Regions from separate parts of the Homo sapiens genome. Here region 2 is linked to region 1. Evidence: read pairs that join two places in POLR2A ChIA-PET (ENCODE). Cell type or tissue: endothelial cell of umbilical vein. All regions are shown on one strand. Links, peaks and the distances in the headings refer to the core of each region. The heading gives the core; the rest is flanking DNA.

What was found. ChIA-PET counts read pairs that join two places held together with the same protein. Peaks named below come from ENCODE experiments on the same cell type or tissue, not always from the same donor. Only the 100,000 strongest peaks of a DNase experiment are listed, where the experiment ranks them.
Region 2: POLR2A ChIA-PET joins it to region 1 with 9 read pairs; 2 of 35 experiments call an interaction of 5 or more read pairs at or near these places.

What each region holds. Positions count from the first base shown.
Region 1 is chr3:169,557,762-169,566,102 of GRCh38, reverse strand. All of the region lies in intron 1 of MECOM (MDS1 and EVI1 complex locus), which reads left to right. Among named protein-coding and RNA genes, the nearest start is that of MECOM, 100 kb to the left of the region's middle. RefSeq lists enhancers at 2,174-2,233, 2,294-2,343, 1,507-2,706. In endothelial cell of umbilical vein, for the core only: no CTCF peak of the experiment used is centred there; a DNase peak (open chromatin) is centred at 7,512; H3K27ac peaks cover 415 bases.
Region 2 is chr3:169,405,696-169,414,036 of GRCh38, reverse strand. The region is part of intron 1 of MECOM (MDS1 and EVI1 complex locus); the gene reads left to right. Among named protein-coding and RNA genes, the nearest start is that of MECOM-AS1, 38 kb to the left of the region's middle. In endothelial cell of umbilical vein, for the core only: no CTCF peak of the experiment used is centred there; a DNase peak (open chromatin) is centred at 3,416.

The sequences.
Region 1 (8,341 bases), core at 11-8,010:
TGGTTTACAAGTATTTGGCAGTTCCTCTCATTGCTCTTTCTCTCTCCTGCCTCCATGTGAAGAAGGTCCTTGTTTCCCCTTCGCCTTCCACCACAATTGTAAGTTTCCTGAGGCCTCCCCAGCCACACAGAACTGTGAGTTGATTAAACCTTTTTTCTTTATAAATTACCCAGTCTCACATAGTTCTTTAAAGGAGTGTGAAAACTAACTGATCCACCAGGTTACCAGTGGTGTGCATGCTAGGGGCTGCCAAACCTCCCTGACTCCCTCATATGCCCCTGTTGGAGAACACAAACTACTAACAGATATTTCTAATAACTACTTGAGGTGTACACTCTAGGCAGATTCAAACTCTCTCACTAAAACCCATCTATGAAAGCAACACAAGCCTGACCACCCAGATTTTTCTGGAGCTCCATTCCCAGAGATTTCCTGCAAAGTCCTGGGACTTTGAAACAACATTGTCAGTGGGAAGCTGGGAAGTCTCAGGGCCTGGGTAATCCCAAATAGCTAAAGGATGGAAGCCATGGCTGGGCAGTATTTTTATGGTTACCAGCTCCCTTGAAAAGTGAGGTGAAGGATAAGCAGCCTTAGGTCCAGCCAAGGCTGGCAGCAACCTTGAGAGAGCAAACCCAGACAGATGTCCAGAGCTGGACAGAGATAATGGTGAGAAGACAGTGAGTGAGGAGGGGGCAGTGGATCCGAGGAAAGCCCGGGTGAAGTTACTTGGTTCACCCTAGACTGCGTGGACTACCCCTCCTTGTTATCCCTCACATTGCATTTGGGCTTTCTGACACCATTCTCCAGGATGCTCCAAAGTAGATAGGCCTTACAGTCATATTCAATTCAACAAACATTTATCAAATGCCTCCCCTGCCCCTGGTGCTTGCTAGGCACAGGGTTCGGAATTGGAAGGTAGTTCTCCCCTCGTGGAGTTCAGACCCTGGACACCCCTCCCCACTGTGTAACCTTGGGCAGCACACTCAGCCACACTGAGCTTTCCTTTCTTCTTTTGTCCACTGGGGGCAATTGTGTGTACCTCAGGGGTGGCTGTAAGGATTGTATGAGATGAAACACTTAAAATGAGAGGCGCATAAAAGATGCTCAATACATGGTGCCTTTGCTGCACCTGTTCTCCTGTACCATCCTTCTTCAAAGTTCTCTTTAATATGAATTTCTAGCAGAGTTCACCTGGCTAAACAGAAGGATCTTCATGTATAAATTTCTCCTGGGATTGGGGAAGGCTCTGTGAGTATGTGTGTCCAGGTTTAGTTTGCAGCATTTGTTTGGACACCTGAAGCGCTATGGTTTTTAAGTGAGATGAAATCATGTAGTGAAGAGAGTTCTTTAAATTGAACCTCATTACATGAAACCTTTTAGTGTTCAGAGGAAAAAAATGGAGATTTTGGTAATTAAATTTGATATTTCAAACAGGAAACTTGTTTCATTGGACTTGCATGGGCAATACCATTTTTTATATAAGTAGCTCTTGCTAAAGTATTTTTTGGGGGGGCACTTGAATTATAGTAAACTCTATTTGACTAACCTAAGACCTGCTGTGGAAACCTGGATTTAAATATATGATAAAATTTGGAAATATTTTATCACATCTATAGCTTATTTGATTTGGAAATATATTTATTTCATATATAGATTATTTGTATTTTACATCCCAATAAGCATATGTGCATTGTTTTTCTTTAACAGGGCTTTTACTACTTTTTTCCTATATTCTGATTCTTTATTATGTTAATTTGAAGCAGGCATAGACTAGGAGAATTAAGCTTAAGACTTTTCTTTTTATAATGTTTAACTCTCAGATGGTGAGTCTTGGCTGGTTCATATATGTGACATTTAGTCTTTTGAATACAAGTAGATGTCTTGTATGTTTGAGTCGTCTTAGTGATTGAAATAAGTTTTTTCTTTTTAAAAAAATATTAATTACCCCATGGTCAAGATTATTGCAATTTACTCTACACCTTTTCTTCAATTTTTTTCTAATGCTGTTAGTTATTCCCTTTATTGAAAAGATCTGTCTTTCTTATAAAATAATCATCTTTGATAAGACACACTTTGGTAACCACTATATATTATGGTAGCCATTTTTAAGCAAACAATTGATTTTAGATGGGGCTCTTGGTCAGTGTACTGTTTTTCTGGGCCATTCCAAATAGAGGGAGGAGACTGAGAGAGGAAGAACCATTCTGAAGGCCCGGAAGAGCACCTACACTTGACATTTCTGAGAATGACTGTGATAACTGTGAGTAATTCTGGTGAATCTTATGACAGGAGGACAGTTTTGAGAACTGACTCAGCTTCATTTTCTTTCATTTTGTTCTAAAAACACCTGAAGCTCTTTGTAGAGGAATGTGTGAATCGCTATGCCTGATGTCCGCGTAGTGTCCTGTCCAGCACCCTTCACACCGGAACTATTATAATCAAGTTCCTCGAATGAAGCATGACTTGCAAGTTGAATTCCAAAAAGCTTCCGGGATATTCAGGAAGGAGGAGGGTCAATCTTTCAGTAGATTTGCTCCACTTTCCAAATTTACCTCCAGATGCAGACTAGATGGCCAAAAGGTCAAACAACACACATTTCAGGCTGGTTGGGCTTGACTGTTTTGGGATATTTGTTCACAAAAGATGTTTTCAAGGGAATAGTAGATCAAAACATGGGATATGTCAATATCAAAGTTTTCTATTATGTGGATTTAAGTTTCAATGAATAAACCTGCTGCTTTAGTTTTTGGAGATGGCGCAGGCCAGTTACAGTTGTACATGGTGGTAGTGTTGGCCTGAGAAGGTGGAGTTGGTTTTATGAACCTGCTCACCCCCATGCCTGTTCTCCAGGGCAGAGCAGTCTGCTGGTGATGTCTCTTTGCATGCCAATTACCATAGGATTCTGACTTGTCTGCCAGGGTGCACCCTCTGCTGGAACAAAAGAATAATCATTGCCTCCAAGAACAGACTTAGAATGTGACCCCTTTCAAAGCAATCATCTCTTCTTCCTTATCAGCATTTTTTTTTTTTTTTTTTTTGAGATGGAGCTTTTTTCTTGTCACCCAGGCTGGAGTGCAATGGCATGGTCTTGGCTCAGTGCAACCTCCACCTCCTGGGTTCAAGCAATTCTCCTGCCTCAGCCTCCCAAGTAGCTGGGATTATAGGTGCCTGCCACCACGCCTGGCTAATTTTTTTGTATTTTTAGTAGAGATGGGGTTTCACTATGTTGGCCAGGCTGGTCTTGAACTCTTGACCTCAGGTGATCTACCCGCCTTGGCCTCCCAAAGTGCTGGGATTACAGGCATGAGCCACTGCACCCAGCCCCCTACCAGCATTTCTATGTGATAAGCAGCCCCCCAGACTGTTGAAGATGGCTTTTCACAGACATGAAATTCACTAGTCCTTCCAAGCATGGCTCCTTTCTGGAGAGTTTGGGGTTTTGGGAAGCCTTGAGAGTCTCCAGGGTTTTGTGGGTTGGATAACTCAATATCTTCCAGGAGGCGGAAAGGTTAAGACACCAAATTCATGTTGCTACACAATTAAACATCAATACACGTAGCTGAAGCACTTTAAACTGCGGCGTCGGAGTTTTTTGAGGGTGAGCCCCTCCACCATAATACGCTGCAATCTTTTTTGGGTTGTCTCCCTGCCCCACTTCCCCAGCCAAATATGAAGGCAGAAACAACATTTCTAACATGCCACACCTCACAGCAAGTAGAAGCAGGACCGGAGAGACTGCAAACGACTTTACTTACCTAGATCATCCTCTATGAATCTATCTCAGTTCTAACCACTGTTTATTTCATTGAGAGCACTCTGTTTATTTTGTTTAGAGATAAGATTCTGGACCCTTGCAAGAGAATTTTATTGTTTCCAATAAAGAATGTTTTAGGTGCTCATTGTTTCTTTTTCTATCTTTTTTTTTTCTTTCTTTCTTTCCTTTTTTTTTTTTTTTTTTTTTTTGAGTATTGCTCTGTCACCCAGGCTGGAGTGCAGTGGAGCAATCTCGGCTCACTGCAACCTCCACCTCCCAGGTTCAAGCGATTCTCCTGCCTCAGCCTCCCAAGTAGCTGGGACTATAGGCACACACCACCATGCCGGGCTAATTTTTGTATTTTTAGTAGAGATGGGATTTCACCATGTTGGCCAGACTGGTCTTGAACTCCTGGTCTCAAGTGATCTGCCCTCTTAGGCCTCCCAAAGTGCTAGGATTACAGGTGTGAGCACACATGCCCAGCCTAGGTGCTCATTGTTTCTTTACAATGTTTTATGTTAAATATTAAGAAAAAAAGACTAAATAATGGACACCTATGTATCTGCAAATACGCATTCAGTTGTCTTTAATAATCCTTTGCTAATCTTGCTTCAGATGGATTAAGTGTGCGTGCCTGTGTGTGGTGTGTGTTTTACATTACAGATTAGAACTTAGGTCCTCTGGATTCACAACCCCGAATCCCATTTGTTTTTCTTCCTTTCCAAAGTTGTCATTATCGTGAATTTGGTGTTTAGCTATCCCATGCATATTTTTACACTACTGCTATAACATATGTAGTTATAAAATAGCATTGTTTTGTATGCTTTAAAACTTTATTTAAATGGGACCAACTGTTTATATTATCCTGATCTTCTTTCCCTTATCAACAGTATGCTTTTGTGATTTATCTGTGATGTTCCATATAGGTCAAATTCTTTCATTTTTATTGCTTTATAATATTTCATCATATGAAAATATCATGATTTATTTATCTATTTCCCTATTGCTAGAAATGCATGTCATTTTAAACTTTTTACTATTATCAATAATGTCACAATGAACATTGTTGTGACTCTTATGTGCTTTATTAGATGTTACCAGGTTAGTCTCCAAAGTGATTGTACAAATTTTTACTCTTACTTACTGTGTATGAAAGCTCCAATATTCATATACCCTTACATCGAAAATTATAAAACTTTTAAATTTTTGTTAATATTATGACATGGAATTATATTTTATTATTTTAATTTAATTAAAATTTTTCTGATTACTAGAGAAGATTGAACCTCTTTTCATTTTATTACCATTTGGATTTCCTTTTCTGAATTGTTTGTTCATATTTCCCTAGTTTTGATTAGAGATATTTATATTTTTCTTATTGATTTGTAGAAATTCCTTATAAATCATCAGATGCCGTTTGTAGAAACCTCTTTTTAGTTATAAAAATACCCACCTCAGAGAAAATTAGAAAATATAGAAAAAAAAGTCACCCAAAATTCTACTATCTTTAACCAAAACATTGATTCATTTAGGCCCATTTGCTGCTAGTCTGTTTTTTTCCTATGATATTATTGTCATTGTAAGTATAATGCACACATGGTCTATATCCTGCTTTTATCAATTAATATATCTAAATTTATTTTTTGATGCTTCTGTATGGCTTTTGTAGCCATCATTTTAAACAGAAGTATGCTATATCATTGAGTATTTCTGTCATTTATTGTTAAACATTCAAGTTGCTTTTAAATTTTCAATTTGTAAGTAACATTATGAAGAAATACTTTCTGTCTAAAATGTTTTGATAATTTTATATTATTTTCTTAGATTAAGTTCACAGAAGTCAGGTTATGGGCCAAAGGGGATATAAATTTTTTATAAAGTAAAATGCATTGTTAAATATTAAAAGTAAAAATATTACTTAATCAATGCTGGCAATCTAAGAAAGCAGGGTTCAAGAAGACTCAAGGGAGTCCAGCATAAGTCTAAGTATCTAAGTCACCTTTGGCAGAGGGAAAACAAAAATACTTTGGTTTCTCTAGTCACCTTTCTGACCCAAAGCACCATTCATTACAGGCATTTTCTTTCTTGCATTTGCAACTTTTTGGCTTTAAAAGAAAAAGATAATTTTCCAGAGCTAAAGCATAACACTTACAAGCTTAATAATTATAAATAAAATTTTACTGATTCTTAAACACTTATAAGGGAATGTGGTTCATTAATTTCGGGACATGAAATTGGTTATACAAGTAAAGGTAGAAATGCTGCCCTGAGCATTGGGTGACTGTCTTATAGAACATGGGCATCTCAGCACTGCTTGGTAGGGCTTTTATGTTTATATGATTTACTTTTTGGCATTAGTGGTATAATAAAAGTTTCAGATTATCCTGTATGAAAAAAACATTTATTTGAAAATATGTAATACATCTAGTCCTGAATGTATGACCTATATTCGAAAAGTTCCTTTACAAGTCAGTTAATTAGAACTCAGAAAGCATTTTCCCTTGGAAGTAATATTGTAAGTGGTGGTGTGGTTTCCAGACTGGCACATAAAAACCCATTTAATCTGTCGTATATCTGTAGTATCGCCCTGGTTTCAAATCTAGTTTAGCCACAGTCCATTTGGGTGATCTTAGGCACTTACGTTACTTAAATTCCTAGTCTATAAAATGAGGAGAAGGTGTTTGTGAGGACTATTTTAGATAATGTGTATGAAATGCTTTATGAAGTATAAAATGCTGCATAAAAGTGGCAGATATATTGTTTTCACCCACCAAACAAATAACTGTTAAAGGGCAGAACATGGTATATCACTGGAGCTTCAAAATGGAAAGTGTACACCCCAGGAGGTGTGCAGGTGTGGAGTTTACAGACGTATAGTAGAATGCCTATGTATATTATTTCTTTCTTATCCTAGTATTATTTTTTGTGAGTTTGCATCACAGCAGAATACCTATATAATTTGTAAATACATACACACACACATACATGATGAATATGCTCATGATAATTTTTAATGTATTGTTTGACCAAGACAGTTTGGAGCCCACTAGTTCATTTATATCTTCACCCAGTCAAGAATATAGAGCCCGGCTATGAAAAGTGATATAAATTAAATAGATAAACCAAGTTTATATGATCTTCATTTATAACATTATTTCTATGCAAAGTGTACCTCATGTAACTCTAGCTTTGACAATACAATGTCTTTTGGCATCCAAACTTCGCCCCTGCTAGTGGGTTGTTGGCAGTCCTAGCTTAGGAGATTCTGGGTATGCATACTTGTGTGTGTGTGTGTGTGTGTGCGCGTGTGTGTGTATAGTGTGTGTGTGTGTAGATGCTTTGAGAAGACAGAGGATTGTAGAATATCAGTAACTTTATACATTAGCATGAAAAATGATGAGAAGATAGTTCTCTCTGACTGGGTCTATCATCATTCATTATTGTTTTTTTCTAGATGTCTGGGGTTGAGAGGGAATCTAGATGCTTTTTTCCCAAAGGTTTAAGCATTGGTAAGTTGAATACTTCTGACCGATGATTCCTGGAATCTTAAGGATGAGAGTAGGAGGATAAAGAGAATTGTAGCAGCTGTTTCTTTGTAGTTACTGATTTTAGACTCCTGAATCAGGAAAAGTATACAATTGAAAAAATTATTAAAGCAGTGTATTGAAAACTGTCAAAAGGCCTCATTGTTATTTCATGTAAGTCAGTTTTCTGGGCTGAGGCCCAGATGGCTAAGTGGGTGCTGAGATACTCGCTGGATAAACAATGATATACAATTAATGCAACAAAGGAGATTTGTGCCAATTATTTCCAGAACCAAAGGCCAGTGAAATACTTTAATTTTATCACACACATCTATTTTGGCAGTGAGCACTTAGAGTTTTATAGGAAAAGGTAAGCCATGCCTTGGGGTCCGAAAGAGAATGGGCGTCTACTGGTGAGGGTTCCATGATATGGAAAACACTAGAAAAACAGCAGGATGGAGGTGAATTATAATAGATTTGACATAAGTGAGCAAGACTAAATACGTTTTGAAAGCAGTGGGCCATTCAGTTATTTCTTTTATTTTTCATATTTTTCTCGACTCTGCAAAATAATAAGAAACAAAAGAAAAATCTGCTGAATGCCTAGTCATAGTTTATTGGAGCAGGAAAATAAGCCATTCCAAACCATTCTCTGATTTGCTGTGAGTGGCAGAATCATTCACCGTGGTGAATCATAGCAGGGAGAACCATTTGGAATGATTATTTTCTGATGTTAAATTGCAAATGGCACAAGTGGAATCAACAAAGGTATGAATTATTTTAAAAAATCTTTTAAAAAATCCTGTTATTGAAAAATATGTATTTGTATGACCAGCTTATGACTTCATTTCACTAGCTTATAACTTCATTTCACAGTAGCCAAGCCTTAAGTACATATCTGTTTGTTATTACATTTGGCTAATTGAAAGCCTTTCTAGTTAATATTTTTATGTAAGAAATAGTATTATTGTCCTAGAAGCTGCATGATGGTTATAATGGTGGGGATAAATGTGTATATGTAAACATTTGGTCCAACCAACTAGGTTGAAGAAAAAGTGTGTTT
Region 2 (8,341 bases), core at 117-8,116, 150 kb after region 1:
CAGATCTTGAGTGCTGTGCTGGGAGATCCACTGCTCTCTTCAGAGCAGGCAGGCAGGAACATTTAAGTCTGCTGAAGCTGCACTTACAGTCGCCCCTTCCCCCAGGTTCTCTGTTCCAGGAAGATGGAAGTTTTACCTATAAGCTCCTGACTGGGGCTGCTGCCTTTCTTTCAGAGATGGCTTGCCCAGAGAGGAGGAATCTAGAGAGGCAGTTTGACTACAGTGGCCTTGCTGCACTGAGGTGGGCTGTGCCCAATCGAAACCTCCTGGTGGCTTTGTTTACACTGTGAGGGAAAACCACCTACTCAAGCCTCAGTAATGGCAGACATCCCTCCCCCAACCAAGCTGGAGCATCCCAGGTCGTCTTTAGACTGCTGTGTTGGCAGTGAGAATTTCAAGCCAGTGGATCTTAGCTTGCTATGCTCCATGGAGTTGGGATCCACTGAGCAAGACCACCTGGCTCCCTGGCTTCAGCCCCCTTTGCAGGGTAGTGTTTGGTTCTGTCTCACTGGAGTTCCAGATGCCACTTGGGTACAAAAAAAAAAATAAAAAAAAAAACAAAAAAAAAACTCCTGCAGCTAGCAGCTAGCTTGGTGTCTGCCCAAATGGCCCCCCAGGTTTGTGCTTGATACCGAGGGCACTTGTGGTGTAGGTACCTGATGGAATCTCCTGGTCTGTGGGTTGCAAAGACTGTGGGAAAAGCATAGTGTCTTGGCCAGAAATCACAGTCCCTCATGGCACGGTCCCTCATGGCTTCCCTTGGCTAAGGGATGGAGTTCCCCAACCCCTTGCGCTTTGCAGGTGAGGCAATGCCTCACCCTGCTTCGGCTCGCCCTCTGTGGGCTGCAACCACTGTCTAACCAGTCCCAGTGAGATGAACTGGGTACCTCAGTTGGAAATGCAGAAATCACCTGCCTTCTGCATTGGTCTCACTGGGAGCTGCAGATCAGAGCTGTTTCTATTCGGCCATCTTGCCCAGGAATCCTCCTAACTATGTTTTTAAAAGGAAATCTGCTTTTATATATTTTCTAAAACAATTTGAATAAAGTGCAGGGGTTGTTAAAGTCACTGGTGTTATCTTGACCATGAATAAAACACAAAAGTAAGTGCTCAATGGTATACAGTATTTCAGGAGCTGAAATTCAACAGTCACTGAACTGAACAGTTTAAACTTTTGAAGAGAAAAGCTGTAACCCAAACTGAGAGATTGTTCCAATCATTTGAAAAGCCAGTGGTTGGTTTATAGTCAAATGAAAATTAGTGATGTTCTTATATGTTTCAGTTATATTATATTATTTAGATCATAATATTCCTAATGTTCTTCACACCTGACTCAAATTTTTCCTTTTTGCCTTTCTTCTGAAGTCAAACATTATTATAATTAATATTTTTAAAGGATTCATACTGGGAAGAGATGAGACATTTTGGCATTTACCTTAATTTTCTTTGGAAGATGCTTGTTTTCCTTGTCAGCTGTAGGGGGAAAATCCTTCTATGAAAATCAATAGATCGTAGCTTTCAGGAGCATTTGTCTGGTATGATTTTGATGGCATACGCAAGAATTGCCAAAGGAGTGTCACAGAAGCCAGATGAGAAACGCAGGGAACATCATCTTTCTTTTTATGGAAAACAGCATGGATTTTCAAGAGTAAGATCATTGTAATAAAAATAACCCAAATAAATTTAAAAAAAACTTTTAATTAATTTATTTTTATCTTTTTAATTTTTATTTATTCCTTTTTTTTTTTTTTGAGACAGAGTCTCACTCTGTTGCCCAGGCTAGAGTGCAGTGGCGCAATCTTGGCTCACTGCAACCTCCGCCTCCTGGGTTCAGGTGATTTTCCCGCCTCAGCCTCCCAAGTAGCTGGGATTACAGGTGCCTACCACCATGCCTGGCTAATTTTTGTGTCTGTAGTAGAGATGGGGTTTTGCCATGTTGGTCAGGCTGGTCTTGAACCCCTGATCTCAGGTGATCCACCTGCCTTGGCCTCCCAAAGTGCTGGGATTACAGTCATGAACCACCGTGCCCAGCCTTATTTTTATTTTTATATAAAGTCTTGCTCTTTCGCACAGGCTGGAGTGCAGTGGCTTGATCTTAGCTCACTGCAACTTCTGCCTCCCGGGTTCAAGCGATTCTCCTGCCTCGGCCTCCTGAGTAGCTGGGATCACAGGCATGCACTACCATGCCTGGCTACTTTTTGTATTTTTAGTAGAGACAATGTCTCGCCATGTCGGCCAGGCTGGTCTGGAACTCCTGGCCTCAAAAGATCTTCCCACCTTGGCCTCCCAAAGTGCCGGGATTACAGGCATGAGCCACTGCGCCCAGTCAGAAATTCTTTAACATAAATATTTATGTAAGGTGTGGATGGCACCTGGCCTTGCAACTTTTGGGCTCTTTGGTGCTTTTGCAGAAGTCATTGTTCTTATATTGGAAATGCCATCTGGAGTCACAATATGCAATTTGGATTAGTGGAGCCTCTCAGAGTGCGGACGTCAGGAAACCAAGCATACATCTCCTCTACAGCTTCTTCATACAGTCAGGAGGGAAATTCACAGTGCAGTGCCTATCCTTGGGTTTTAACCTGCAAGCTGAGTCCATGATATACTGATGTTCTTTACAGAAGGATTTTTCTATAGCATGAAATATCTAACAGAGAGAGTTTCAAGAAAGTACTTTTATAAACATTCCTGCTTGTGGTTAGTTTGGGATTTGGATTCTTTAGAGAGCAATATCTTTCCTTTCGGTTTTATGACCTTCTTTTTCTTAATGCTTAGAAAGCAAAGAGTTTTGCCAAACATTTTTTTTTCTGGCAATAGTGTCATTTGGAAAATGAAAATTGAAAGGCTCAGTTTCTCTTACTAAAGTCTTCAGATATTTATATGTAGTTTAATAGTTTCATCCTAAGAAAGTAAAGGACCTTTCCACATTTGTTAGCATATGGAATGGTGATACATATATACAGACACACACACAAACCTATGTATATGCATATATTCATATGGAGATAGACAAGATTACTAAATTCAGTAGTGGAAAATGGGCAGGAGCTATGCTTACAATTCATTTCTATCCCTGATTCTATCTAAATAGAAGACTAAGCATTTCATGTTTTTGTGGACTATGGGTAAGTCCTTTTAATTTTTGCTAACCGTTGGACAACTCTGCAGATAATAAAATAATGACAATGTTTTGCATTGTCAATTATTTTGTCCTGAAATAACTAGTCTTTGAGTTCATTGAAAACATTTAGAGAAATCTAAATAATCCAAGCAGAATGAAAGGAAAAGGGCGGCTGTGTTTTGATAGGCGTCAATGGGCACGACTGGTTGAGTCTAGTTTGTGATGAGATATTTATTCCCTCCTAGGCACAGTTCCACAACTCACTTAACTTTGTAAATGTGGAGGAGAAATGTCAAATGATGTTTCCTATTTGTCTAGCGCTTTTCTTCTCTGATAACAAGTATTACTCATGCTGGATTTCACAAAAAACCATGGAATCTCAGTCTCCAGGGGGAAAAGTTGAGATATTGTCATAGGCCTCTCTTATTGTCCTTCCTTATAAGAAGGCATCAGGGTACAAAGGACACAATAAGTGAAGACAGGTCTTGTAAGCTGCCAAAGGCCATGTCAATGAGGTTCCAAAAGAAAAGTCGGTCTTTATTCTATCACATTGTCACATCCAAGAAGGGATAGCTGATGGACAGAACGTTTGATATTTTAAAAACTACTGAACAAAAAGCCCAGTCTTTTCTCCACAAAGTTCTCCAAAAGTATTAGGAAGCAAATGAATGCAAATATAATTCAAGTTAAGGTACAATTTTAGCATAGTTGCTTTGTCACAACTGTTTTTCTGATGGCCATTCTCTGGGTAATTTTTGTGCTAAGCCATTTTTGATTTCGCCTGATATGTTGATGGCAGAGTGGTGTGTCTTTATGTGCATGGAAAATAAACGTGAAAAATGACTTATTGTTGCTGTCTGAAAGCTCCTCAGTTTCTGAATTATAAGGCAAATTAGGCCTCAGATTTCATTTTTGTAGCCATAGTATTGGTGAATGATAAATACTAGAATATCTGAATTTGTCTATATCCACACTTGTCAGAAAAGAGAAACAAGTTTAAGCAGTTGTTTAGGAAAGCCCACAATATTGCGTTTTCTCTGACTTTAGGTTACTATCCTCTCAGTAGTGTTAAAATTATAATGATCAGCCTAGCTTCAATGGATGCATGCTCTTCTGTCTCATGAATCCAAAGAAAAATTGTTAGCTAATTCAAATAGTATTTGCCATGGTCAGTGAAGAAAATTGCCCTTTGAAGTGCTGCTAAAGTCATGGGAGTACAGTTATGAGGGTTTCAAAATGTATAGCTGGAAAGTCATTCTTGCAAAGCGTCTATTTGAAAAACAAATGTATTTAAAATAAGTGAAAAATAAAGTACTGCATCACACAAAACTACTCTGTTTAAAGCAGGCAGAATCTTGAAATATAGATGGCATGAGTGTAAAATGTTACAAAATGTACTCACCTGTGGTTTGGGGCTAGATAGGTTGAGGATAATATTTTAAAACAAATTGCTATCAAAAACCATTCAAACCACGCCATGAAAATGCTGCAGAGTTGCTAAGTGATTTTAAGCAGAGAACACTAGTAACTCTCCTTTGGGAAAATGGAAAACACAAGCAAAATAAGACAAAGTAATCATTTTCAAATTCCTGAAGGGATGTAGATTTAGGAATTGAAGCAATTTCTATTCGATTTTATCAAGTTAGAGCATAAGATAAGATAAACTAGCAACAGATAATTTGCAATGAGTGATCTAAAGCTGAAAGGAACTGTGAGAGTCGCTCTTCTCAGCTCGGGCCTTAGGTTGGTGAGATATTATTTGCTCAACTTTATAAATGAGTTGACTGTGACCCAGAGAGGTTAGGTGACTCTCTCACTGTTGCAGAGCTATGGTAAATAGGGCATTCTAACCTAGGCCAATTTCCCCCCTTCTTAAGCATGTCTGAAACTACATTACTCTGTTGTGGTCTGTGAGTTTATTATTTAATATATGTGGCATCTCCACATTTCTTAAGCACTCACAGGGTTGGAAACACCATGCTAGCTGTGAGGAGACTGGGATTGCCAATATCAAATCTGTGTTGAATAAGACACTTTACCTATTCTGTTTTTTTTTTAATTGTCACAAATCTCCTTTTAAAAAGTGTTATTCTTCTGTTTTTAACAGATGAATATAAAACTGAGGCCCAGCCTGCTTACGTTACTTGCTTGAGGTCAGTGGTTAGCATACAGCCAACCAGGATTAAAAGCTAGCTCTGTTTATGTCCGTAGTGCCTGCTCTTTTTACTATTTCTGTAGTCTTCATGGGAAAGGAGAATAAATAATAGTACTGTGGTTGATAATTTCAAAGTTTTTAGTATCTGACAGGAGAAAGTTCTTTAAAGAACACATCTAAAAAAATCAAGACATCAAGACCGTGTTTTGGGAATCCTAATCACTTCTTAGTGAGAACTCTTCATTCTTGCTCTGTTGTTTTACTTACCAGAAGTTTTCCTTTACTGCATATTAATTCCTGGTCCCTGTGGTATGAGAAATTGAAGGAGCAGGAAGGCCTGTCTGGCTCAGTGGGACTGGGTTGCTATTTAGTCTGGCTGTTTCCTACCTCGCATGTCGATTGATTATCCTGCCTATCATGTGTTGACATATTTTGCTTGCTGTACTGATTATACATTGGGAGTGCTAATTCTTTTATTGGGTTAGAGTTCAAAGGTGCTCATCTGTCAGCAAAAAGTGTCTCATTTCATGGCATGCTTGGCCTCCTCTTATATCTGTCATTTTTATACTGTTCTCGGAAGTTTTCCTCTTATTTCTGGTCCTCGTTCAATAGCAAAGATCTTGAAGGATTTTCCTTTGTAGTGGGCTATTTTGTACAGTTTTTGGAGACAGATTCTGTTCTTTGAAGATATGCAGAATATTGGCATTTCACAGACTATGACTGCAGCAATGGAAATCACACTATATCCTGCTCTTTGTTAACACTGTTGGTGCAGATCTCTAAATCTTGGAATTTTCCCAAACATGATCAATTTCTGAGGCCAATAAGTAGATGGATCCAAACTTGGATTTTGCATGTCAATGTCACAGTATTCTGGATAACCATCAAGAAGTGGAATTCCTTGGAGAAGAGTCTGATGACTGGTGATTTGATTACATATAACAATATAAAGACTCTCCTAATGCCTGAATTCCTTGTCAGTGCATCTGTGGAATATAGATAGGTAAATGTTTCCATATGGATAGATAGACAGGTATTTCTTTCCTCTCCTAATTTTGGATTAAAATCCTAAGTAGAAATATCCTCAGAAGTTATTATTTTGGATTATGTGTGAGGAAGTATTTTACAATTAGTTTGAGGTGTTTAAGATATAAGTAGCAAGCCCTTCTTGAGAAGACTGCCAACATGTCAAGAGTACATTTTGTTGTAGTTTTATTTCGATTTTTACTTTCCTTACAGGTCCCACTTAGAAGTTGATTGAAATAATAACAAATGTTCTATTACAGTAATAATAAATTACAAAAAATGTTTTTGTGAACTGGTAAGATAATCAATGATGACTGGCTTTTCTCTAAATTTTCATGAAGCTTTAACAAGTTAGCCTTTAATGTTGATATAATATGTGTGTAAATCTTAAGTTAGAGAATTACCTGGAGTTGGTTGAACCAACCTTATAGAGAGGAGCAAAGTGAAGCCAAGAAGTGAGTAGCCTTCTTTTGGAAAGGAAAGAAACATATTAGTTATTGTCAAATTTTAATGAGTTTATTTGTCATTTGATAGTTTGGGTACTGTAAATGGTGGGAGCGATGGAACTATTAGAATAACCTTGAAATAGGACAGGCACAGTGGCTCACACCTGTAATCCCAGCACTTTGGGAGGCCGAGGTGGGTGGAGCATGAGGTCAGGAGTTCAAGACCAGCTTGGCCAAGATGGTGAAACCCTGTCTCCACTAAAAATACATGAGAAAAAATTAGCTGGGCGTGGTGGCAGGTGCCTGTAATCCCAGCTACTTGGGAGACTGAGGCAGAGAATTTCTTGAATCCGGGAGAGGTGGAGGCTGCAGTGAACCGAGATTGCATCACTGCACTCCAGCTTGGGTGACAGAGTGAGACTCCATTAAAAAAAAAAAACAAAAAAAAACAGTAACCAAATAACCTTGAAATAGAATAATATGAGAATATTATGATATTATGCTTGGGCTCAAGAAGACTGGTTTTAATGAAGTGAGACACATAAACTCTCTGAGCCTTAGTTTTTAAAATCTGTCAAATGGGACTGTTACCTATTTATGCAGTAGGTTTTACGGTGACATTAAATAAGATAATGATGTAAAATGCGTAAGAGAGTGTCAGTCTGGCACATAGTAAGTTTTCAGTACAATTCAAAACTTTATTGCTTTCCATGTTCTAATTCCTATCCAAGCCAGCTTCATAACACAAACTAAAAATGATATCTTCATCAGCCTTCAATCGCTTTTCTTGAGTTTATATGCAGACAGGACTTTGCTGATTATGGTACAAAGCAGCTATACTTGTGGCTCTTTCAAGGAATTTACTTCCACAATCACATAGAGATTGATGGACTCATAGAATATAAGCTGGAAAGGACCCTGGGGGCTCTCTGCATTCAGTAATTTTACAGATGAGGAAATAGATTCCCAGAGAGATGAAAAGACTTGTTCAGAATTTCCCAGTTAATTAGTGACAGTGCCAGGAACAGGATCTGGTTTTCCAAAAGCGTAATCTATTGTTCTTATTTATCTACCCTTCTGGTTTAGGAAACAAAGATTATGGTTGAATATCCTGAGTTGTTGGTCAGGATGAACTATTTCAAAATGTTATGGTTTTTAAAGCTACATGGCTAATTGGGGAAAAAATCAAAGTGTATGTATGAGATATCATTAATGGCTAAACAAAATTATAGTGTAGAAGTATGGGTGGTGTTACCTAACCATGGCTAGGAAAGTCTTCCCAAGCTAACCCATAATCTTCAACATTCTCCACACTCCTCTTCCAATTATTTGATGAAGTCTGTTGGCATTTTCTCATTCTTATGCAAAGTGCTCTGTAAACCCAGCTTCAACCCCTTCTCCTTACCCTTGTTCAATTAAATTCATTTCCATATGCTACTCTGATGTAGAAATTTGGGGGCCACTCCTGAGAAGTACAACCACCCTTTTTCTCATATGCTTGCATGTGAATAGATACTGAGAGATTTTAAGAGTTCAAGAGGTAGTACATTTAGGGGAAGGGGAACAGTTAAGTACCTAAGTATTAGAAATTGG